Linked DNA regions of Mus musculus: regions 2 and 3 are each linked to region 1. Evidence: chromatin loops called from intact Hi-C (ENCODE). Cell type or tissue: heart. All regions are shown on one strand.

Evidence for each region. Peaks named below come from ENCODE experiments on the same cell type or tissue, not always from the same donor. Only the 100,000 strongest peaks of a DNase experiment are listed, where the experiment ranks them.
Region 2: a loop joins it to region 1, with 4 times the contacts of the local background. A loop is called at or near these places in 3 of 42 quality-filtered maps.
Region 3: it touches region 1 in a loop (3-fold over the local background); 10 of 42 quality-filtered maps call a loop at or near these places.

What each region holds. Positions count from the first base shown.
Region 1 is chr15:58,269,651-58,277,650 of GRCm38, forward strand. No RefSeq gene overlaps it. Among named protein-coding and RNA genes, the nearest start is that of Gm36193, 28 kb to the left of the region's middle. In heart, no CTCF peak of the experiment used is centred here; DNase peaks (open chromatin) are centred at 1,411 and 3,351; H3K27ac peaks cover 1,166 bases.
Region 2 is chr15:58,338,748-58,346,747 of GRCm38, forward strand. Anxa13 (annexin A13) reads right to left here. Exons shown (of 8, transcript NM_027211.2): 7 at 6,178-6,288; 8 at 2,717-3,246. The coding sequence ends at 3,127. Among named protein-coding and RNA genes, the nearest start is that of Klhl38, 19 kb to the left of the region's middle. In heart, no CTCF peak of the experiment used is centred here; DNase peaks (open chromatin) are centred at 4,694, 5,334 and 5,934; H3K4me3 peaks cover 211 bases; H3K27ac peaks cover 3,171 bases.
Region 3 is chr15:58,321,307-58,329,306 of GRCm38, forward strand. It overlaps Klhl38 (kelch-like 38), which reads right to left and starts at 2,863. Exons shown (of 4, transcript NM_177755.3): 1 at 2,653-2,863; 2 at 676-2,026. The coding sequence starts at 2,025. In heart, a CTCF peak has its summit at 4,704; DNase peaks (open chromatin) are centred at 3,025 and 4,205; H3K4me3 peaks cover 2,706 bases; H3K27ac peaks cover 4,679 bases.

The DNA.
Region 1 (8,000 bases):
ATATGATGGATTCTGGCCAAGAGTCTGCAGAGTAGTGGCAAGGCTGGGGGACGGTGCGAGGTGGGCAGGAGCCATGGATGAGGGTGAGCAGGAGCCATGAGGAGAGGGGGCAGGAGCCATGGGTGAGGTGGGGAGGAGCTATGGGTGATGGGGGTGGCAGGAGCCATGGGTGAAGGGGGACAAAAGCCATGGGTGGGGAGGGACAGGAGCCATGGGTGGGGAGGGACAGGAGCCATGGGTGAGGGGGGAGGAGCTATGGGTGAGGGGGTAGAAGGAGCTATGAGTGAGGGGGTGGGAAGAGCTATGGGTGAGGGGTGGGAGGAGCCATAGGTGGGGGGGGGGGACAGGAGCCATGGGTGAGGGGGAGGCAGGAGCCATGGGTTGAGGGGGTGCAGGAGCTATGAGGAAAAGGGTGTGTGTGTAAGATCTGAGCCCAGACAACTAAGGTGGTAAAGCCCTCAGTCCTGGTCTCACTTGGTGAGGAAGGAGGCAGGTAAATGGCAAAATGACTGAGGCAGAGAGGGAGGCTTCTCCAGCTCCAGGAACATTTAAGGCTGCTGAGAGCTCAAAAGCCAGCTTCAGTGTATGTTGGTTTTGGTTTACTGATTTTAACTTTAAAAATTTTTTTCTTTTATTTTTGAGATTATAATATAATTAAGTTATTTTCCCCGCTCTTTCATTTTACTTTTCTATGTTGGTTTCTTTACTAAGATGGTGATTTTGAGTCGGATGTGGTGGCGCACACCTTTAATCCCAGCACTTGGGAGGCAGAGGCAGGCGGATTTCTGAGTTCGAGACCAGCCTGGTGTACAAAGTGAGTTCCAGGACAGCCAAGGCTACACAGAGAAACCCTGTCTCGGAAAACAAAACAAAACAAACAAACAAAAAAAGATGGTGATTTTGATGCATTGTAGAAACTTATGGAAACGTATTCGGGAGGAAGCCCCACAATCTCATCAGGCAAGCAGCCCTTCGGGAGACTCTGATGGCTTCCTTACAGTCTTCCTCCCAATGTACACACTGTCTTTATTTGAGATCAAGCTTAACACTATGAACATGGTTTCCACGTGGCTGGTCTTTCCTATGTAACATTAATTGTGTCACCGCGTGTCCTCATAGCTGTTTTGTGTCCTCATAGCACTTTTTGACAGCTGCCTAATACTCTCCTGCATTGCTGAGACGCTTTACCCAGCCGTATCTCATTTTTAGACATTTAAGTTACTTCCAACTTTTCCTGCTTATCAGTTACGTCAGCATGGCTATTTTTATACCTAGATGGCCTGTGTTCCTGACTGCTTGGAAGTAGACTTACTGGGTCAAAGGGGATGCCAGTGTGATTTTCAGAAAACGATGCCCGTTTCTGTTCACAGCTGGTTTCTATAAAGCATGGGAACGGCGCAGGCACTATTTATGTGCCCTGCTGAATTCTCAGCTCCCTGCTTCATCTGACCTTCCGCCACTACTCAGAATCGGCTCTGTTCTTCTCCTGGGCTCCCGATGGGAGCCAAGCTGGACTTGTGTCAGTGTATTAAGAAGTGCTCGTTATAGCTCATTGCCCATGGGATGTCGACTGCTGCTGATTTCTCAGGGCTGGAGATGACACATTTTCTCACATTCTTCAAAAGTCTTAAGGTTCAGCAGGAGAGAAGGAAGGTCCGAGCCAAGGAGAGCTGCGGCCATACCGACAGGGAGGGCACTCTCTCTTTCTCTAGCTCTCCCCCCCCCCCCTTGAAAAGGGGAGAAAAGCTCCCTCCCTGCCTCCTCCTCTCTTCCTCCTGTCCTGTTTTTATTTGTCTCTTCATCCACACCCTGGTTAGCTGTTGGATACCTGGTACCCTGCTAGATTTTGGGATTATGAGACAGACGAGACCTGGTGCAGCTGAGACCTGGTGCTGTCAGTTGGGTTTCTTGGTTCTAAGCTCCAGAGACTGATAAAAGGATGGTGGTCACTTCTCAGAATTGATAGTAAGCTGGGGACTCCAGTGAGGGCAACCAGCAGCAGTCCAGGCAGCAGGAAACACAGTTCTGGACATCCCCAGGAGTAGTCTGCTGGTTGAGACTCACCGGCAGTACCCGTAGCATAGCGATTAGCCACAGCTGAAGTCTGGACGAGCTCTGAATGAACCTGCCTCTCGGGATTCTCCTTCAGCTTTCAAGTTTGAGATGGAAGTTACGATTAGGTAGGGCTCATGATGGCATAGGGTGACATTTCTGGCCCTCATGGCTTCCCATCCACCATACTACCTTCTACTCACTGAGGAATTTTCCTTCAAATAAGAAGAGAGTATTTAGATTTGTGGGGTTCCCTTCTTCTCCACCCATATGGCCCAATGTCAGTACCTCAGGTCCCCACTGTTCCAGAACTCACTGGTTGGAGAAACTGAGAAGTAAACAGACAGCTGTATAGTGGGAAGAATGCCTGCCCCACATTTTGTGTTCTGGGTGGGGAAAAGGACACAGTACAGGGGAAGGGATGAGGTGGGAGAACTCGGAGACATGTTGAAGAGAGGAGGCAATGGAGAATCGTGGTTATAAAGATGTCACCCATGTCTCAGGGCTGAGCAGGAAATGGGCAGTGAGAAAACCAACAAACTGGGGAGCACAGTTGTGGGGGAGACGGAGAGCTTGACCTTCCAGAAGCAGAGGCCAAGACAACCTCAACTCAGGCCGAGGATGCTGCTCCATTCACTGACCGTAGTGAGATTTGGTCACCACCTAATATGCTGAGAAACAGGAGGAAACCACTCATCCCTCAGGGAACATCTGTCTGTCTGTCCGTCCGTCTGTCTAGAGGAGCCCAGGGCAGGCACGTGGGAGATCAGTCAGAGATGGGCTGAAGACTGGGGCTCGTCCACGTGGATGGGCATGGAAATCTTGATGTGGACGAGATTCCAGGAAGACTGTTAAAAAGGGAAGGTAGAGTAAGGGGCTGGGCTGGGATTTAAAGAGGAAGAAAAAACGGCGATGGGGGCAGGGCAGTGCATGGCGGGGAGGGGGGTTGGGGAGAGGATGGACAACCTTTCCCCTGGTTGTGGCCTCTCTGCTTGTGGAAGCTGTAGCTGAGATCCCCTAGAGTGTGCTCAAAGGGGGAGGGGCACATAGGGAGGAGCTGGAACGGAGCAGGCTCTTCTGAGTACTGTGCTCTTCAACTGGATGTGAGCTTTGGGATATTTCCTGTGCTACCTCATTGCCCATCCCACCCAGGGTACGATGTCTATTCTTCACTGTAGTAGCATCAGCACCAGCACCAGCCCAATCCCCATTTCCTACCTCTAGGACAATAACATTGCCATGTGCTATCACAACAGACCACGGCCAACCCAGTGGAATGCCAAGCTGTCTTCCCAACATCTTATTTTGGATTTCCTCTTGGCTGCCTTCAAGCTGGTTTATCTCTCTTCATACCCCCACAGTACTTGATGTACCAGCTCAGGAACTACTGGTATTTATTGCTGGGTTGAGAAGGCTTATTGCATAAGTACTCCTGAAAGAGGACATTGTCCTGACTTCTCTGACATCTCTGCCTGGAGGAACTGCAGACTAAGGATAGGTCTTACCTTCCCGTCACTAAAACATACACACATACACACACACACACACACACACACACACACACACACACACACAGAGAGAGAGAGAGAGAGAGAGAGAGAGAGAGAGAGAGAGAGAAATTGTCCCATGTCCTTGTTGTAGCTTTAAGCTGTGTCTTAACATCTGCAAAGTGTGATAGCAGGTTAGAGGCTCAGAGAAAAGGTGAAGCTAGCGTCAATCTAAAGACATCTGCTAAAGATTTCCATCCTTGCTTAGAGAGGTCAGCTTTGGCTCTGTTAAGACTTTCAACTGAGGCCTGATGAAATGGCTCAGGGAAGGGAGAGTGGGACTTGCTGTGCAATCCTGATCCCAGGAACACACATAAAGGTGGGAGAAAAACAACGCTATAGAGTTTTCCTCTGACCTCCACAGGTGTGTTGTGGCATAGGTGCCCATACAACACAGCGTGCACGTATCACCACCATCATCATTGGGTGCATGTGCCATACACAGGAAAGTCAGGCTCCTCTGTTATTTTCTGATGTTATTTTGTACAAAGGACCCCAGTTGAACCAGCAAATGGTTCACACATGCGAACACATGGAGATCAAAGGATAGCTTTGTGTTGTATGATGATCATGGTTATGGTCAGAACTGCCTTTTTACTGAGAAACTTCTAGGCCACTGTGTATAGTGTCTTCTAGGCACTTGCTCAAGCATTCAAGTCCTACCTTCCCTGTCCTCAAGGGCAAGATGGAGGCCAGTTTCCTAGGAGAAGTTTGTCCATTAAAGCAGAGCTAGATGCCCAGGTCTTGTTTAGAATTCTGTTCGTACCACAAGGCTGGTGATCTTTCTTCAAGGCTGTCTATGAAGCATTTTGTGAACAGTTTGGTGATTCTGCTGGGATCCTTTGTAAAAAAGAACTGTATAGAAAATAACAATAAATAATTAGAGGGGCTTAATTTTACTGTGTATAAATGATACCACAGTAATGTCTCTTGAAATCTCTCTTGGTCCTGAGCATGGAGTGAATAATAGCACTAGCTACAACCATTGTATCAGTGAGTCAGAAAGTGCTTAGGAACTTGAAGCAGGCATTCTCGGGTACGTCTGTGAGCTCTGATGTCTTATTAAATATCCAGATTCATGTTTCATTTCTATACTTCTCATAGCATTTCCTTATTGTCTTTGGTTTGGCAATTTATGGTCACAAGATAGGTAGCATATCACCAGGCACTGTATCTGAACTCAAGGAAGAAAAAGGCGCTTGTGTGTAAGGGTGGGGTGGGAGTATTTAGAGTGTATCATATCACACCTGTTCCCTTTATGGGGAAGCCTCTCGGGTGACTACTGTATTTAATGTTTCATTATCCAGAACAAGGTCAGATGGACACTCCTAGGCACAGGGAGGCTGGGCAAGGCTTGCCAACCCCAAATTGGGTCAGTTTTGATTCCATCTAGGAGGCAGATGCTGTGCTTTCCCGAATCATGTTTAGGTTCTAATAACAAGGAAGAAGTTTGCCTCTGGCTAGGTGTCTTCCTTAGCAAGAACTGGCACTGTCTTTCTTCAACCCTCACGGCACTGACACTGGGTATCATTATTATCTCCACTGCAGTCCAGGAAGCCTGGGGTAAAGATGGAAATGCGACTTGCCTGAGATCACACTGTTGTTGAGATGTTCTCATGAATTGTCCTGTGTCCTTAGGGACTTGCTTCCTTTACAATCCCCTTGGTGCCCATGCACCCTGGGAAATTCATGACAAGCTTTCTGGCTGATGCAATGCTGGCACAGCTGCTGGAGGCAGGGGTCAGGTGTCAAGGTTGCATAGAGGGATTGTAGGGTCAGTGGGTGCTTGTTTTCTGGATAGACATATGGGTTGTTCCTTTGGGAAGAGTTGTAGATAAATGATCTGTCTTTCTGTGTGTTTTGTTTGTTATTTTCGTTTTTTAAGACAGGGTCTCATTATGTAGCCTAGCCTGGCCTCACACTCACAATCTTCTTGCTTCTACCTCCAAAGTGCTACACTTTTATAGGCAGGCATGTGCAACACTGAAACCACCAGCCAGAACCAGCCAACACTTACGGGCTTACTCAAAGCCACTACGGCTATTTTTTAAAATTTTGTCCGTAAAGCAGATTAAAAGCTTAAAATGCTTGTGAACTTCTCCTTTGGTCTTTTAAAACCGTTTTCATGCAGATTTCTGAGTTCAAGGCCAGCCTGGTCTACAAAGTGAGTTCCAGGACAGCCAGGGCTCTACAGAGAAACCCTGTCTTGAAAGAAACAAAAACAAAAACAAAACAAAAAACAAACAAACAAAAAAAACACCAAAAACCAAAACCAACCAACCAAACAAACAAACAAAAAATCTCCCAAAACTGTTTTCATTTAATACACAAATGTATTTTATTTTCATGAAATGCACTCCTCACTCCTCTTCTCCAACTCTTGACCTTCCCCTCACATCCTACCCAATGTCATGTTGTCTTTTCACCTGTCTGTCATTTGTCTGTCTGTCTGTCCACCTGTTCATCCATCCATCTATCTATCCATCCATGTGTTCATCCATCCATCCATCCATCCATCCATCCATCCATCCATCTATCTATCTATCTATCTATCTATCTATCTATCTATCTATCTATCTATCTATCTATCTAAACACCTAAGTCAAGTCAGTGTTGCCTACACGTGTGTGCTGTAGGGCTGACTACTGTATAAGATGGGCAACCCATCAAGGGACCCACTTCTGAAGAAAATGTTCTCTCTCTCAGTATCTGTCAACTTTTATAATTTATCAATGAGGAGTGAGGCCCCATGAGTCCCCTAAATCTATGCTGGACTACTGAGTACCCTGATTTTGTACAGGTCTTGTGGGGAACAACACAGTTGCTGTGAGTTCACATGTGCCATCTGTCAAGTTTTGCAGTAATTCTCTCTAACCTCTGGCTCTTACAATTTTTCTGCCTTGTCTTCTGAGATATTCCCCAAGGCTTGGGGTGAGTATGATGTAGATGTCTAATTTTAGGATAAATAAGTTCACAGTGACTTATTCTCTGTACTTTGATCATTTGTGGTTTACTGTATTAACTCCACCCACTACAAAAAGAAGCTTCGTTGGTGAGGGGTAAGATCTGAACTAATATATGTATCTAAGGATAAGGATCTAGAAGGAACCTAGATTCTATAACAGTTTAGTAATGTTATAGTACTAGGTTTTCCTCTGAGTTCTGTGACCACAGGTTATTGGTCAGATTTCCAATACCATGCACGAGTTCCCCTTGTTTAGTGAGCCTTAAGTCCAGTGAGATAGCTCTTGGTTACTCTCTAAGACATTGGTGCCCCTATTGCACCTACGGACTAGCCAATATACTATTGTAGAGTTTATTGGGTTCTTATCTGAGTAAGACAGCTAGTATTTTTCCCCTCCTCACAGCCTGACTAGCACTTTTTAGCACTCTGAGATCTGTGAAGGAGGCTCCTAGTTCAAACCTACCTACATCTCTCCAAGTCCTATGATGAAAGTATATGGTGTCAACAATAGGATATTATCTTCAAGGTCTAGTGGGAAATGCTCCTCCCAGAAACTACAGACTATGAAGTAGTCCTAGTTCCTTCAAGTTGATAGGTTGGGGCCAGGGACATCATTTTGTTTTAATTGACTGTTATGTGCCTTGAACCTTGTTAAGTACTTTGTGCGACTTTTCTTGTCTCATCCTCAAGCATGGAGGAGGTAGACACTACTTTTATTCCTGCTGTGTGGATGAGAGGATGGAGGGTAACAGAGCTGAGAACCTTGGCTGAAGTCTGTTGGTGATGGAATGGGGTTGGTAGCTGGAGCTGGCTGGTGTCAGCCTGTGCTGGGAAGTGGCCGAGCCTATGGATTCTCTGCAAAGTCCCCTTCTTTGGTGAAGATTGCACAAGAATGTGGTTCCCAGGAATTTTGCATCTTATCAGTCATCCTATGACAAGACAGGCTTATTAGGGCACATCAAATACCCAGTTTCCCCAAGGGCTTTCGTATCTTCATGGACATTAGAAACATGAATTTTAAAAGTACATTAAAAAACTAAGTTTTGGGGGTTGGTCTAGTTTTAAAGCTCAAGCTAGAGAAATACTTATATTTGAGTTGAAGATGATGTTCATTATATTGAATATGAAGTTGGTTACTGTCTATATATACTTCCCTCCTTGACCAGCTTGGGACCCAAGGTCTGCTATGTCACCTACTTGGCAACCCTGCCCTCCCCTACTCCATATTCAATGGACCAAATTCCAACTTTTTTACTTATTTTATTCATTTTTTGTAGTATATGTATGCATGTGAATGTGTGTGTGTGTGTGTGTGTGTGTGTGTGTGTGTGTGTGTGTGTGTGATTTTTATGTGCATGTGTCTAGGCCAGAGGTAGATAGCAAGTGTCTTTCTCTATTATATGTCTACCTTACTTTTTAAGACAATGAACCTTGAG
Region 2 (8,000 bases), 69 kb after region 1:
AAGGCCTGATCTGCAGCATCCACCAGTTCCCATGCTGTAAATATCACAGCCTGCTTCAAGGTGCTGTCATGACATCATGGAATATGAGTCGGGAACAATAAGCAACAGTACATCAGCATGTAGGGTTTCCACCTCTCAAACACAGTGGGTGAAATGGGGCGAGGGGTAGGCACGCATGGAAGGACTACCTGGAACCCTCAAAGCTATTGAAAGGAATTTGCAGTGCAAGGCTAATGTTCCCAGAGCTGATGGTGAGACTCCTTAGTTCTTTGGGGTGTATGTCTATTTGGTTTGCCCAGGCTAGACTCCCAGATTACTTACCCACAATGCCTCAAGAATCTCACTGGGGCAAGTAGCCGTGCAGAGTGTCATCAGAGCCTTGCTGGAGGAAATGCATGTTGGGATAGCATAGGCTTGGAGGAATGAGCTATTGGCTTGTAACACTGGAAGTAGGCTTTGATGTAATCCTTGGAGGTCTCCTCTATCTGTGAATCATGCCCCTCAAACAAGGCTAATTCTGGCCCAGTCTCTTTTTAATCCACTCTTTTGTTTTCCTGTCCTTGCTGAGTTCAGAGCCCAAGGATGGGTTGCTTTGCTTTTGTTTGGTGACACATAGATTTCATATGTTATGTTACTAGACTTGGTCCTGGTTTTAAAAAAAAAACATTTTATGTGTAAAAGCTCAGCTTTGACAATGACTGTTAGGTATGTAGCAGTGTTCACAGAACTCCATAACTTGTGGGTCACCATTTTCTAATTACTAAAAAGGACATACTGTAAGACCCCCGATGCTGGGCCACCGCTCAAGTCCCGGGATGAGCTGGCCAACACCCCAACATCTCGAGAGAAAACCACACCTGATGCAAACTGCAAGAGGTTTCGTGCAGGGCAGGGGAGTTCAACCCTGTGAGCCGAGCGGTGACAGTAGGGGGCTTTTAACAGCTAGCTGAGGAGTTGGGAGGAGTTGGGAGGAGAGTTGGGAGGAGTTGGGAGGAGTTGGGAGGAGAGTTGGCTACAGCTCCTTTCTGGTGAGGGGGGGGAGTGAGCTGCAGCCTCCTCTCCGGCGTCTATCTCCATGTCTTCGGCACAGGAAGGCAGGCATCTCTGGTTGTACAGTATAGAAACAAAAAAGACTTTTTGCTGGCTATAGAGAACAAAGAGCTTCTTTCTAGCTATATTTTTAAAGATCAGGGAAAACAAGCTTGGGGAACATCCAGGGGCTTCACCTTCCAGGGAGAAACGCTCTAAGTCGGGGTCTCACACATACCATGGCAAGACATCTATCCTTGCACTGAACATTTGGGCTATTTGCTATAATACTATCCAAATGATTCCCAAAGATCTACACATGATCATGTTCTTTGTTCATGTAGCTATCACGAATGACCGCCAGTGTTCAAAACATAGAGCCCTACCTTGGGAGAACATCCATTGCTCCTGGGGTCAAAATATAAACTGAGCGATATAGCCTTGCTAGCCTGTCCTCTCCATAATGCCCATGTCTCAAATCATTTGTCCATTACTGTTTCTTGGCCTCTCAACCTACTAGGGGCCACAGCCCTGAAGAAGATGTCAGTAGTTCCTCGCTAGGGATGGGCCTCCTGCGCTTCTACCCTACCTGTGCTGGAGAGCTGACTGCCTTGATCACGTGTGGATCTTACACAGGCAACCGTAACTGCTACGAGCTCATGAGCTCAATGTTATGCCACGTTTGGAAGACGCTGTTCTGCCACAGTGGCCTTTAGTCTTTCCTTCTCCCTGTCTGGGATGTTCCCTGAGCCCCGATGGGAGGAGGTGTGATACAGATAACCCGTTTACATCTGAGCACTCTGTAGACATGCATTCTCTGCACTTTGACTCTTTAGTGTACTGACAACGTTCCACGCACTGATGGAGACATCTCATTTCAAGACTGGCTTGGAAAGATACTACATTAGAAGCAGCCCACATTCTGGTGACTTTTGTGTCAGTGGAGCCCACCATAGTAAACGGAAGAAGAAGCAACGAATGACTACTGACTCATTCTCACACACATCCTGCAAGCCACATTTCTGAGAAACCTGGTCAGCCATCCAGCTTGTGAGAGGAATCCTTACTGTGTTGCTTACAAATGGATTTTAGTCAGGTTACTTAATATCTTCTACTCATCATCAGAGGTCACATGAACCTTGTAGGGTTATGAATTCAGTATAAAACTGTGGTACTCAGCAGTGCCAGGTGCAGATCTCATCTAGGACAGAATAGTTATGGTGGCTTGCCTGAGGTGTCCAAGTTAACTTGATAGTCTCTGAATGACTCCATGTGACTACAAGACCAGAGATTTTATTATTGCAGAATCAATACACCTGAGAGACAGGGCATTGACGGTAATCCCATTGGCACTGTGCTTAGCCTAACTGTATGTAAAAATCGGAAGACTCAGGCAAGCCACATGTGTAGAGAAACAAGAAAACTCAATAGAACAAGGCACAGTTAGTGAGTTTTACATCTCATTGCATTTCACATAGGAAGGCTGTCTCTTTTCTCGATGCAGGTCTTGACTGCCATCCTCGGTGATTGTTAATAAATGTTCGCAATCTCCCAGTTCATTTGGATTTCACAAGGTCTCTACTTCCCAGGCAAGAACCCAAGTTCATCAAGCCAATTTGGCAAAGCCGCTGATGGAGGCATAAACCATAACTGTAATTAACAGAAAGGCTTTGAAACTGAGCACACAGAAGGGGAAATGAGCAAACCGTTTAATCTTGTCTTTACGCCGCATTAGCCATTTAACCTCTGCTTTGGCTCTGTACATCTGGGAGGCATATAATTTTCTAAACATTTTATTATAAATGTTCGGGTTCTTCCCCCCACCAACTGCTGATTCCATTTGTGCTTAGAAAGCATTCGCTTCAAATGCTAAAGGGAGACTGGAAGGCAGGCAGTTCAGGTTCCTGCTAAGCCAGCATTCAAGGTGAACTGTTCAAGCCCTTGGAGGAGGCTGCTCCCGACTTCGACAATTTAGCCTTGGGGCTCCTTTTAAATCCATGAATAAACAATCCAGGGGGTGAAGGGTTTTCACCCATTTCCAAATTTGATTTGTTCCGAGGAAGAATCCTGCTATGGGGGTTTCTCCTCAGGCTTGGATCAGTGCAAGAGAGCTACCAGCAGTTTCCGGAAGTCCCCAGAGGTATCTGAGTGAACCATGTCAGAGAGAGACTTCTGATACTTCTCCTGGAACTTGGCCTTTATCCCCTGCAGGTCCACCTGTGGGAAGGATGACGACAACTACGTAGGTGACAGCATCCATGGTACGTGCGTTGTAAATGGCAAACACTCTCCTACGCCACCATACTCATTAATTATATCTTTAAACAGCCATCAGGAGCTAGGCTGGCATTATATTTACATTTGGAGGATAAGAAAAAGAAAGCCTACTTTAGCTCCCTAAAAATATGTGTTTCTTTATGTGTGTATGTATACACTTACTCATGCACATATTCCATTCAAATTTTATTTATGGGAGCTAAAATTTAAACTGCATACTTTTTAAAGTTTTAAAAAATGGCTTATTTATTTTTATTTTGTGTATACTAGTGTTTTGACTGCTTGCACATGTGTGTGAGGGTGTCAGATCCCCTGGAACTGGAGTTACAGAGATTTGTAAGCTGCCATGTGGGTGCTGAGAATTAAATCTGGGTCCTTTGGAAGAACAGCCAGGGCTCTTAACCTCTGAGCCTCCTAAACTGCATATATTTTCATTGTTACAAAACATTTTTCTTTTGAATGTCTTATAGGTGTTTGAAAAGGAGTCATTCTGGGCCACAGAGCTATATACAAACAGGTAGGTGGTTTTCCAAATCATAGTTTGACAGTGTTTGGTAGAAGGTAAGATGATTTTCCAGAGGTTTAAAATTAAGCATGGGGGGCTGGGGAGCTGGGGAGCCGGGGGGCCAGGGAGCTGGCTCAGCCATTAAGAACACTGACTGCTCTTCCAGAAGACCCAGTTTGATTTTCAGCACCCACATGGCAGCTCATAACTGTATCTGCAGTTCCAGATAGACACCCAAGGAATCCAATGCCCTCTTCCTGGGCATCAAGCATACATGTTGCATGGATTGATATACAGGCAAAACACCCACACACATTAAATTATATATATATTAAAAAGAAATGATTTCTTCCTTGTACCACATCAGGAGGAATAATGGTTCCAGTTATCACATTTCAAACTGATCACCATTTGTAGGACTTCTTCTGAGTCTAATTCATAGAAAGCTTAAGAACTCGGGGCAGAAGGGACATGGGGAGGAAAACAGACAAAACATTGTCCTGCTTCAGCCTCTTTCAGCTGCAAAGAGGAGAGCTACACCAGAAAAAAAAAAACAAAAAAAAAAAAAACAAAAACAAAACAAAACAAAAAAAAACCTTCCAGACTGGACAAAACAAGTCTTATAGAGAAACAAAGTTTAGTTTTCTGTTTGGTTTTGATTTTGGTTTTGGTTTGAGCTCTGCCTTGCACAGCAGGCCTAGAAACCATAGAGAAGCATCAGGCTCCCCTTCTCCTGTGTGTGGTTGTACTGAGAAAGAGAAGAGCGAAAGGTAGGAGAGGGTCAGGGAGTAAGGAGTTGTTTGCTGTGGATACTGCTCTCCATCAAGAGACTACTGGAGGACAGATGCTGCCCTGCTGGGCGTCCTCTGGCTGGCTGGATGCCCAGCCCTGGGGGAGGGGCAGGATGGAGCAGCTGGCATTTTTTTCTAGTCCAAGTGGAAGATTAGAGGATCCCCTAAACATATATGTGCTGGGCCCAAAGCGGTTCAGAGAGACTGACCACATATGGAGATGACCCACACTCACATGTGGTCCGTTTGGAGATGGAATTGAACATGGAATGCTGACAACCCATCTGATGGGACCCAATCTCTCACAGGGTCTATAGAACTCTGCTGCTCTCAAGAGTTCCCTGGAACTTCAGCAGGGGCTGAGTGGCTGAGAGCTGGAGAGACAAAGAAGGCAGAGCACCTGAAGGGAGGGAGAGAGACTCAGAACTGAGGAGAGAAAGCAAACTCTAGCAGAATAGCAAAGAAGCTGCTCACATGAATAAGGGGGGCATGGAGGAGGGGGAGAAATTCCAGGCACAGAAATAAAAAAACGAAAGAACTGCCTTGCTGCTGTGAAGCTATATTTAAGAACAACGTCAGCTGTTAAGCGCTTGTCGAAAGGCATGGGTCAGAATTTGGGTTGGTACCGCTCCCTCTCCACTGAACACTTTTTAAAAAAGATGTCTGTGGTTTTCAGCTGCTTGACTCCTTTCATTTCGCCAAGGCTTCTGCCACAGCAGCGGGGACAAGCCTGCCACTTCCCCTTCACCTCACTTCTGCTCACCAAGGCCTGACAGCCCCAGGCGCTCTCTGTGACACTTGCTTGCTGGCTGCTTCCAAGTTTCTGCCTACTCCGGCCCTTCTCTTTCCAAGACTCACATTCTTCTCTGAGAGGGGGTGCAGACTGCTCCTTAGGGAGCAAAAGAAGCCCCAGTCTTTTTATATATGAAGTACTAGTATTTGCATTGGAGCTCATAAGCAGATATTCAGTATTCTCTGTGCTGTTAAGTTTGGGTGAGGAAAGATAGTAATTTGAAAAAAAATAAGTGTCTAAAATAGCTCTTTGAGAGGGTCTGGATTGGAAAAAAAGAAGCCAAGAAACTGTTTTGTTGAAATTTTAGTTGGGGGGTGGGGTTGATTTTTTTTTGTTTGTTTGTTTGTTTTGTTATTCTGAAAAAAACTCATCCTTGTAAGGTGTGCTCCGTTAGATAAAGAGAGTGAGGAAGTCACTTGTGTCCTATCTCTGCTTGCTGCGGGGTGACCCCTTTCCAAGGCTCTGGATTGTTTTCCTTAAAATAGAGCTGGGTGTAGCTGTGCTACCTCGGAACAGCTCCAGCAGTTCCTCTTTACTGCGCCACCAGCTCTCTGGAGCCACCGATGACAAGAATAGAAGCAGCTCTCAGTATTGTATCTTAATAAAAGACAAGGAGAAGGCTGAAGTAGAGTCCAATGTGGTCTGCATATTCTGGGAAGGGAAGGGCTGTCTTTGTCTTACGGGGTTTTGAGAAATAGTCCAACGACAACAACAGTAACCAATGACATCAGTGGGAGGAAAAGATGTTGGAGTCCCCTTTTTTAGAGTCAAGTGTTTCTTACCTCTGCTCTGGTCACAATGATGCGAATTAATGTCTCCTCATCTGTCCCCATACCCTTCATGGCCTTGTATAGTAGGTCAGCAAAATAGCCCTCAAGGTCCTGGGCACATCTCACTAGGAGGGAGGGAAAAGGAGGATGTGAAATGTTCTCATAGTTTGTGGGACAACACAGGGAACCTGCACAGGCACAGCATGTCCCAGCTACTTGTGGGACTTCTGGACTTGACAGGCAGAGGTTTGGAAGGATCTGACTTTTTAACTGTTGTGAAATGAGATCTAGAAGGTTCTCTGGGTCAGTATAGTATGCCTCTCCAACCAGAGCTGAGTTGAAACCACTGCAGAATGAGAATAGCCTGTATTCTCTACAAGGCCTGGGGGAGGAGTGTGGGTCCTCCTTGCGCTCATATTGTCATATTGTAGAGGTATGGAGTCTCACTCATGGGCATAGATGATGCTACCCAGTGGAACCTCCAGGGCTAGAGCAGGGCTCCATGGGAACACTGCTTGGCCAGTAGTCTTCCATAATAGAACCTCATATGGAGGTTTGCTCAGCTGGACCACACCCTGCTTTCTTGTGTTCTGCAACCTCTACACCCTTTGTTTTCCTTGCTACATTTGTTTGGATACCTTCTGCATTACCATCTGCAGGTCCCCAGCATCCTTCATCTTGTATATGGGACAAAGATGCTTGACCCTACTGATAAAGATCCCTTCTCTGTGTTGTTGCTATGAACTACTTTCTGGCCCTCCCTTTGCCTGCTGTCTTTGCTCTGTTTACAAGCTGACGAAGTTTGGTGTGTGCTCATCAACCTGGCAACTGGGTAGACAACTGGGTTTCCCCCACACTGAGGAAAGTCAGCACTCCCAGCCGCTTCTTCCAGGCTCATAGGCATTCACTCTATAAATGCTGAAAAGGAATGAACCATTTACTTGTTAGGTTGTTGACTGTTTCCTAGAAAGCCTACTGATATTACTTTTTTTAATTTGGGTTTTATTTGAGATAGGGGTTTATTCCATAGCCCAGGCTAGCCTCAAACTCAACCAATCCCCCTGCCTCAGACAAGAGTTACAGTGCTAGAATTACAACAGTTTTTCAGTGTTAGCAATAGTAATAAATTCAACTTAAGTGTGTGACGGGAACCTTCATCTCTACCAGAGCAGGGCTTTCATTTCCAAGGTCACTGTCTGTGTGGCTGATGTTTCTGAGCACGGAAGAGGAGCAGAACCCAGGTCAGGAGCCAGTCTCCCCCTTTTTTTTTTCAGGCCATACAGCCACTATTTGTCAGTCGAGGGTCAGGTGTGTCATCTCTCTATCCCCAAACTCCTGGTTTGAGGTGGGTAGGAAACCCCATGCTATCATAGCAAGTGTGTAGTTGAGACTCATTGTGGTCCTCAGGCTGTATGACCTTCTGGCTTCCACAAAGTTTTCCTATGACACACAGCACTGATGGATGTCCAAAGGCCAGCTCCCTTTCAGTAGCAAGTAGCAGGGATCCCTCAGAAGGTTGGGCCAGGATAGCTAGGGGATATCTGTTCACGCTGAGTGGACACTGTGGCAGCTATGGCTTATCACCATCCCCTGATCTTCTTGCCTTCAAGGAGTGGGGCTTCGCAAACTTTACTAAGCATAAGACCATCACAGGGAGCTTGCAATGGTGGCTATCCAGGCTCTGTCCCACTTCTGGTTTCTTTGTGGTAAACCTGGGCTAGGTCCAGGAAAAGCTTTTGAGGCAAGATGGTTCATGGGCTCCATTGAAGAAATGCTCATGGTGGTGATCATGTGACCTCAGCCCCTATAGATCTGAGGGGTGAGGTGATGTCTTT
Region 3 (8,000 bases), 52 kb after region 1:
TTTATGTATATAAGTATACAAGAATGCATGTATACACATACATATTTATGACATCTGGGCATATATATGCAGTTATATAAATGCATATGAATTCATGTACACATAAGTATATACATACATAATGCAGGCATATATATATATACACAATATGTATGCACATGCATACCCATGAATATGTACATGCATATGTATGTGTGCATGTTTGTCATTATGTCTGCATGTATGTATATGTCTGCATATGTATGCCATTATATATTTATAAATACATATATGAGTATGTCATGTAATTGTTGTGTGCATGTGTGTGTATGTATGTATATTTATGCTATTTGCTATATATATGTTCAAGTGAATGAATATACACATGACTGAATTCATGCACACATATATATGCTTGTATGTATATACTATATATATGTATATATGCATGTGAGTGAGTATATCTGTATATAATTCTATATGTGCATATATGTATATGTGTGCATGTTCATGTTGTTATATATATGGATGTGAATGCTTGTTCACACGACTAAAGACACACATGTATATGTGTGCATATATATATATATATGCCATTATATTAGGCATGTTTATTTATATATGTATTATATACATCTGTGCATGTGTGTGCAAACACACTTGGTGCTAACATGATGAAAAGGACTTACAGATTACCTGGATAAGGCGTACAGGGTTCTGCATGATGTCCTCACCCCCAAAAAGATAGAGTCTTTGGTCCTTCACTGCTACGGCAGGGTGGAGCACAGCCACTGGCATGCCAGCCATGCTCTCCCAGACGTCACGGATGCTGTCATACCTCTCCATGGAGGCCAGAAGCTCCTGCCCTTCTCCAGTACCCCCAATGGAGAAGATGAAGTTCCTGTGGGTGGTGCTTCTGTGGGAGTAGCGGGCTGCCAGCATGGGCTCCCCCACCCTCCACTGGTTGAGTTTCAGAGAAAAGATATACACACCACAGCTAATGAGACTCTTTCCCTCACTGACAGTCATGCCCCCGAGCACATAGACGCTCCGGTGCAAGGTGACAGCTGAGGCCTTGTACAACCGTATGGGAAGCTTGGCTAGGCTCTGCCACTGGCCAGTCTGTCCACTGTAGAGCAAGACATCCCTGGTGGTCTGCTGGTTGTCCTTCCGTCCCCCAAGGAGGAGGAGGAAGTCTTGGTAGGAGCTCCTTGGGGGCATGCGCCATAGGAGTTTACAATCCTGGGCACTGGGACCATACAAAGAGAAGATCTGTTTCCTGGCCATCTCCAGGATGGCCTGGCAAGCAGGCGAGGACTGGAGGAGGGCGTCATTGGCAATGAAGTGATGGAAGAAGGCTGGGTGGATGTACTGCAGGCGGACCTGCTGCAGCAGTTCCTGCATGTGCCTCCACCGGGCTTGAAGGTCATGCTTCACCCAAGCCATGAGGGCCTCGAACACCTTTTCCTCCTCACCACAGAGCCTGTCATCTCCCAGGTAGTCCCTCAGCTCCATGGCGCAGAGCTCCTTCAGGTCAGCTGATGCTGCCACCTCTGGGAAGTAAGTCAGGGCCACCTCCTTCGCTTTCTTCTTAAGGCTGTCACAGCTTAAGATTTCTGCGAGTCTGACTAGGCCCAGGCAATTGCTGGGGGCCAGCTGGCTCTGGAGGTATGAGGAGCAGGCCTCAAACACCCGGGGATACTGCAGCATGGCAGCAGCCTCCATCAGTGGGAGGACGTTGGCAGCTGAGATATGAACCTCTCCCGTATACACATACGTAATGACCTGCTCCAGAGTTGTGGAACTGATGCCTTTCATCTGCACTTTGGCCTCTCTGCTCTCCCGGAAGTGGCTGCAGAACATGGCCTTGAAGTAGGGGCTGCTGGAGGCCAGCACACTGCGGTGACAAGGGACCTCCCAGGCCCCGGAGCAGATGCTCACATCAGTCAGGATCTTGCTTTGTCTTAAGCCATTGAGCTGTCTTAACAAGTCAGAGGAGAAGCTGTGGTCTTTGAAGACAACCCCATCTGGTAACTCCTCATCCATCCTACAAAGAAGAAGGGATGCTTCAGACGGAAGCAAAATCAAGGCTTTCTCACAGAGTACACTGGAAGGGTTAGCTGTGGGGGCTCCAAGTCTCATTTATCTATTTACCACTATCTATTTACCAAGACAGTGGAATCACGAACAGTAGACCACATTGTACATCCAAGAGGAAACCACCCTCACCCTAGACCACAGAGTGATCTACTTCAGGCTGTTATTATCTTCAGAGATAAAAGACACACAGCATCTCCAGCTATGCACAGGCATCTTCCAACCAAAGTGAATAGTCAGGGACTCACATATTAGCCTGACACGAGAATAGTCCATGCCTTTGATAAGAAAGGTACACTTTTGTCCAGATTCTCATCAGATTTGCCAGGTAATTCATCTAGGAATCTTTCTGAGGGTTAGTTGCTCACCAAGGCTAGAATTCGAGGGTGTGGTCATCTGGTCACAGAAGTGATGGGGTCACAGTGGGCTGCTGCAAGATCTAGATAGAAGACTCTGGGCTCTTTGGTTTTTATTTTAAAGATGCAATTAATAGAGAACAAAGACCAAACACTTCTGTGGTTTATTGGTGACACTGGCTGTCTGCCTGCTGAGAAATGACATATGAGGGACACTTACCTTGTTTTGCTGCAGTGACATCCACTGATGCTGGGTCTGTCTTGTCCTCTCAAGATTTCTACCTTAGGCTCGGAATAAAACCATAAAGCCCGGGCCTTTCCGTTGGCAAGTTCTCTGTCCTCGGAGAGTTCTGGGTTTGTTTATGCTGCAGGCACTTTCACAGTTTCTAGAGCTCTGTACAAGGGCTGCCGGGCAGGCAGACAGTGTATACATTCCAAGGCTAAGAATAGCCGCATATGTACTTTCCAATGTTATGACATGTGACTTTCCAGTTGCCTTTTGCAGCCACCCGAGGGCCTGCAGGGCTGCGCATGCCCACATGCCTTGTTTCCTTGGCGAGTGTTTACATCGGTATAAATAGAAAGAGAGGAACGCGTTCTCTGAACAAGGCTTTGCTGCCCATTTGGACACATCCCGAGCCCCTTGTCCTAAGAGTGCCTGGGAACTCTAGATGTCTGTAAACAGGTTGCTGTGACCTGTGCAGAATCATTGAAGGCAGCTCTGGGTCACAGTCGAGGTAGCAGGTGCTCATGGGAGGGGCAGAGAGTGGACAGAGCCCTGGGTGCTCTTCAGGGGACATCCATGTAGCACCTCCTGCCTGAGAGGACTTCTGTGAGGGCTCCAGTTTCCCTTTTAGGCTATCAAGGCAAAGGAGCCCAGAGGAAAGGCTCTTTTTGCTTGTTTTTTGCTTGCTTGCTTGCTTGCTTGCTTGCTTGCTTGCTTGCTTGCTTGCTTCTTAAATATTTTTAGTAATCTGTATAGTCTTGTGAAAGTCCTGACTCTAATCAGGCATTCTGTCCCCATGTCTGTCTGTCTGTCTCCCCCCCTCCCTCCCTCCCTCCCTCCCTCCTTCCCTTCCTCCCTCCCTTCCTTTCTCGCTCCCTATTTGTGTATTCTGACTTATAACAACTGTTGAGTCTGCCACCTGCCCCTTCTGGATACCTGCTAACTGCTCTTCAGCTGGGCTCTCTTACACTCAGCCTTCCTTTTCTGTCTCCTCTCACCAGACAGAAGTGAGTTAGATGCAAGGGGCAAGGCACAGTGATCCAGGTGGAAAAAGAGCAGTGGAGAATGGGATGAGGAGAAAGGAGGAGGAGGAAGAAGAGAGGATCAGAAGGGGTAGAGGAGAGTGAAGAGGAGGGAAGGATGGAGAAAGAAGGAAGGGAAAGAGAAAGCAAGAGGGAGGGAGGGAAGAGGAAGAGAAGATAAGAAAAATAAAATGGAGAGGAAAGAAAGACTGAAGAAGGAGGGAGAAGGAGGAAGAGAAGGCAAGGTGGAGGGAGACAGAGAGGGATGGAAGGAAGAAGCTGAGGAGAAAGGAGGGGAGGGAGGAAGGAGGAGAGGGAGGGAGAAAGAATGAGGAGGAAGAGGAGGAAGAAAAGGTACTATAGAGGGAAAGAGGGTGGAAAGAAGAGGAGGAGCAGGAGGACCTGAAGAAAGAAGAGAAGGGAAATACTGGTGGGGGTGAAGAAGGCAATGGCAGAGGCGGTCAGGTCCACAGTAATGAGCGTTGGATCACCAGAAGGGCTGGGGGCGGGACAAGCATGTGTCACTCATCTGGGCACTGCTGTCCATGATTGCTCTAGTCACGAGTGAGCCACATAAAGGCCTGGCTTCCTCTTCCCACATTGCTCAGACTTTTGTGACAGTCCTTGTTTCTAGTTTCTCCACTGTTACTACCTCCACCTTGTTGGCACAGAGTAACCTCTGGGAAGACAAGTCAGGACTTGCCAGGCTCCATGTCACACCTCTGCTGGCTCCCGTGTCAAGAGCGCTTCTTAGGAGGAGGCTGGTTGGTCTCCTGACTCTTCCCAGAAACACACCTCCCACTTGCATATTTTTATACTTGCTTCATCAGACAGCTTATAAGTCCATGCACATATATGTGTTAGTATCTCCACTGGGGAGTTAGGACTGACTTGGCTTCTAAGATACTTGAGGCAGGGTGGAAGGAGTATTCTCATTCATGGTGATAGGTCATACCCCCAAAGAATTCAGCAGCTCATAGACAAAATGGATACCCAAAGCATGACATTAGGTTCAGGAGTCTAGAGGCAGAAGTAGGTGGCAGCAGAGAGCCTGTGACAAAGGGATCAGGGATGCTGGCCATTCCTGGGCTTCTGTGGCATGCTGATGACACGGGTGAGCAGTTACATCTCTGAAAGGGGCCCGATGACCCTTCGTTCTGTACTCTGTGCTTTTATGTGCATCTTCCCTTGGTCCATCTTCTGTTGCACCGTCCTCACTCATCCTTCCACATGTGGTCCATGTGCCAGCTTCTCTGAAAGTCTTCTCTGCTCTTTCTCACCTCTGCCCTGCTCCCACAACCTCTGCACCTTGGGACAGAGGCTGTGCCTCAGACCTTATACATGTCTGCTGGCCCACTGTGCCTCTCCTGTCAGTGTGGAGTCTCTGAATCCAGAAGGCTTGATCTCTTGCCGTCTTCCCAGAGTCCAGTGCAGGGTGTAACATCTAGTGGGTGGGTTATGTTAAGTTCCTGATCTGAGGAGAACAGAAGCATAATGGAGAACGGAGAAGATGGGAGCCTCATGGGGGTCTGACTAAGGCAACTCTTATGAAGGACAACATTTATTTGGGGCTGGCTTACAGGTTCAGAGGCTCAGTCCATTATCATCAAGGTGGCAGCATGGCAGTGCCTAGGAGGGCATGATGCAGGCAGAGCTGAGAGTTCTATATCTTGTTCCAATAGCAAACAGAAGACTGGCATCCAGGCTGCTAGGAGGAAACTCTCAAAGCCTACCCCCATAGTGACACCACTTCTTCCAACAAGGCCATATATCTTCCAACAAGGCCACACTTCTAGATAGTGCCACTCCCTGGGTCAAGCATATTCAAACCACCACAGGGTCTCATCTTCTTTGTAGAAGTACCAGGGTTACCACTTGCAGTGTGTGTAGATGGCAATGTGAGCCCTCACTTGAATCAAAAAAAATGTTAATAATATAATGAGCTGAAAAATCAAATAATTGCTTTGGATAATAGAGTGAAAGATGAGTGTGGGCTGAGGACACAGCTTTGGTCTTTGGGAGCTAGGAACAAAGGAAAAACAACTTTTTTGGGGAGTTTGAATGCCTCCTCTATCACGGTTCTTCCAGCCGGTGAGCAAGCCAAGGATATTCTGAGGTCAAAGGGCAGAGTGAATTAGTTTAGCACTGGCCCCTGGAAGGCTGCTTGGATTTCTCCTTCACCTTCTACCTAGTTAGGCCTTCCAGAACCAGGCCTATCAAGAGTTTGGATGAGCCTGATCATGGATAAGTGTCTGACCAGCTTCAGTCAGTCTTTTAGTTTCTAACCCTTAGAAAAAAGCAAGTTCTATTCTTTTGGTTTGGCCAAATAGAATTTAGGAAAAGACAGAGTTTAGCTGCTTAACATATAGCAAACACACACACACACACACACACACACACAGAGAGAGAGAGAGAGAGAGAGAGAGAGAGAATATCCAACCGCAAACATCTTCCCCACCCACGAGTAATCTCAGCCAACTTGTTCATACATCATTTTGTCTTAACTCTCCTTAAAGAAGATATCTTCGTTTCAGATTTGAACATACGGTGACCCAAAATAAATGAGGACACCAAGCTCTGTCCTTCCTTTTGAGGAAAGTCAGTGTCACAATGAATTGAGGCCTAGATTTTGGAAACAGGAGGACTGGGGGCAATCTTGGCATTCTTCTTTTGGTATCTGTGCAATCTCTAGCAAATTATTCATGTTCTTCCAGCCTTGACTTCCCATGTGTTAGATAAACGGGACTTAGCATCCCTGTCCCACACCAGTAACCTAACCTGTATAGAGTGCTAGCAATATACCTAGTCTAGCTAATGTCACCTTATTGCTCTGAAGACAATCTTGTCAGAGACTGACAGGTCATGGTGACTGACTTTTAGGGTCTAAATTACTTATCTGTTCATTTTAGCTGTTTGCTTCAGTCCTGAGCAATGGATTGATATGTTCCTAATCATCTAGAGATTTAAACTTTGGGGGTCCTGGAGAGCAGTCAGAGCTCTGTCATGAACTGGCTGCATGGCCTCAGACATGTCACAAATCTCTGTATACATTTCCCCATCTGGTCTTGAAGCTGTGAACCCCCGACCCTTCCAGCTGCTCTCAGTGGTTTGTACTCCAGGTATCTTCTTCTTCAAGATAAGGAACAGAAAGGACCTGTGAAAGGCTGAGGCCCAGTGCTGAGGCCTCACCAGATTTCTGGCTCATCTCTGGCCCGAAGCCAAGTGCAGAGGAGAATGTCAGCCTGTGCCTTTTATAATTTTGCCCTTTCAAGTGAATCCAGGAAGCCTTTTTATTTTTTCCTGGTAGAGTTCTGAACGGACTCTGGAGGCCTTTCTTTCTCATCTGTGAGCACAAGGACTGGATTCTTGTGGAAAAGGTAGGCCAGTGTGCCAACAGTAGGCTTGCCTACCAGGACCAAGAAGCCACCAAGCAAGTACACACATGACCACAGGGGCAGGCACACATGTACATATGTACATGCACATATGTCCTCTGGGTGTGTACGCTGCCTGCCTTTAGAGAACCCTGGTGACAGTGGCTTCAAAGAGCTGTGCCTCAAGGTCAGACACTGCACGTGAAGACATCGACAGCAGCCATTCTCACCGGAAGGATGCTCCTAACTGGTGTTAGGACACTTCCTGGTCCCACTGAGGCCAAGTGGGGGCCAATGTGATGAGCAGACATAGGACAGCTGGATCTATAAAATCTGTAGGCTGGAATCTGCCTTGCTGTGTCACGCCAGTCCTCTATAGCCACAGGTCCCAACCCATGGGTCAGTCACCTGCATAATAAGAAACAATTGCACTTGCATTCAAAGTGTGTGTGAGGATGACCAAAGGCTTTATGTGAATATTACACAATGTTGAGGGACTCCAACATTGGTAGTGAGTGTTGACCACCAGCATGTCCCAAGGCATGACTGTACGCAGAGTCGGCTGAGTCTATATCTCTCTTACTGTGAATTTTCCCCCTCCCAGCTTGTGGCAACTTGAACATTGAACAAGGACTGTGTAGTCATAACAATAGGTAAAGGGGACTCTGTCTCTTGATCGGGGATTTCCTTGATGACTGTCCTCTGGGATCAAATGCCTTGACGACTGTCTCTAGCCTCAACTCTTCTTCCATGGCCCCCTCCCACTGCCAGAAATATCTTCATATTTTTCTCCCCATGGAAAGCAAGGGGAGAAAAGACTCAGAGAGATGATGTCAGCACTATTAGCAGATGCTGTTGTAACTCGGATGTCTGGACCAGTTCTTCCTGTAAACTGAAATCTGACCTCCTACATCTCTTACACTGCAGGGCAGCTCTCCTGGATGCC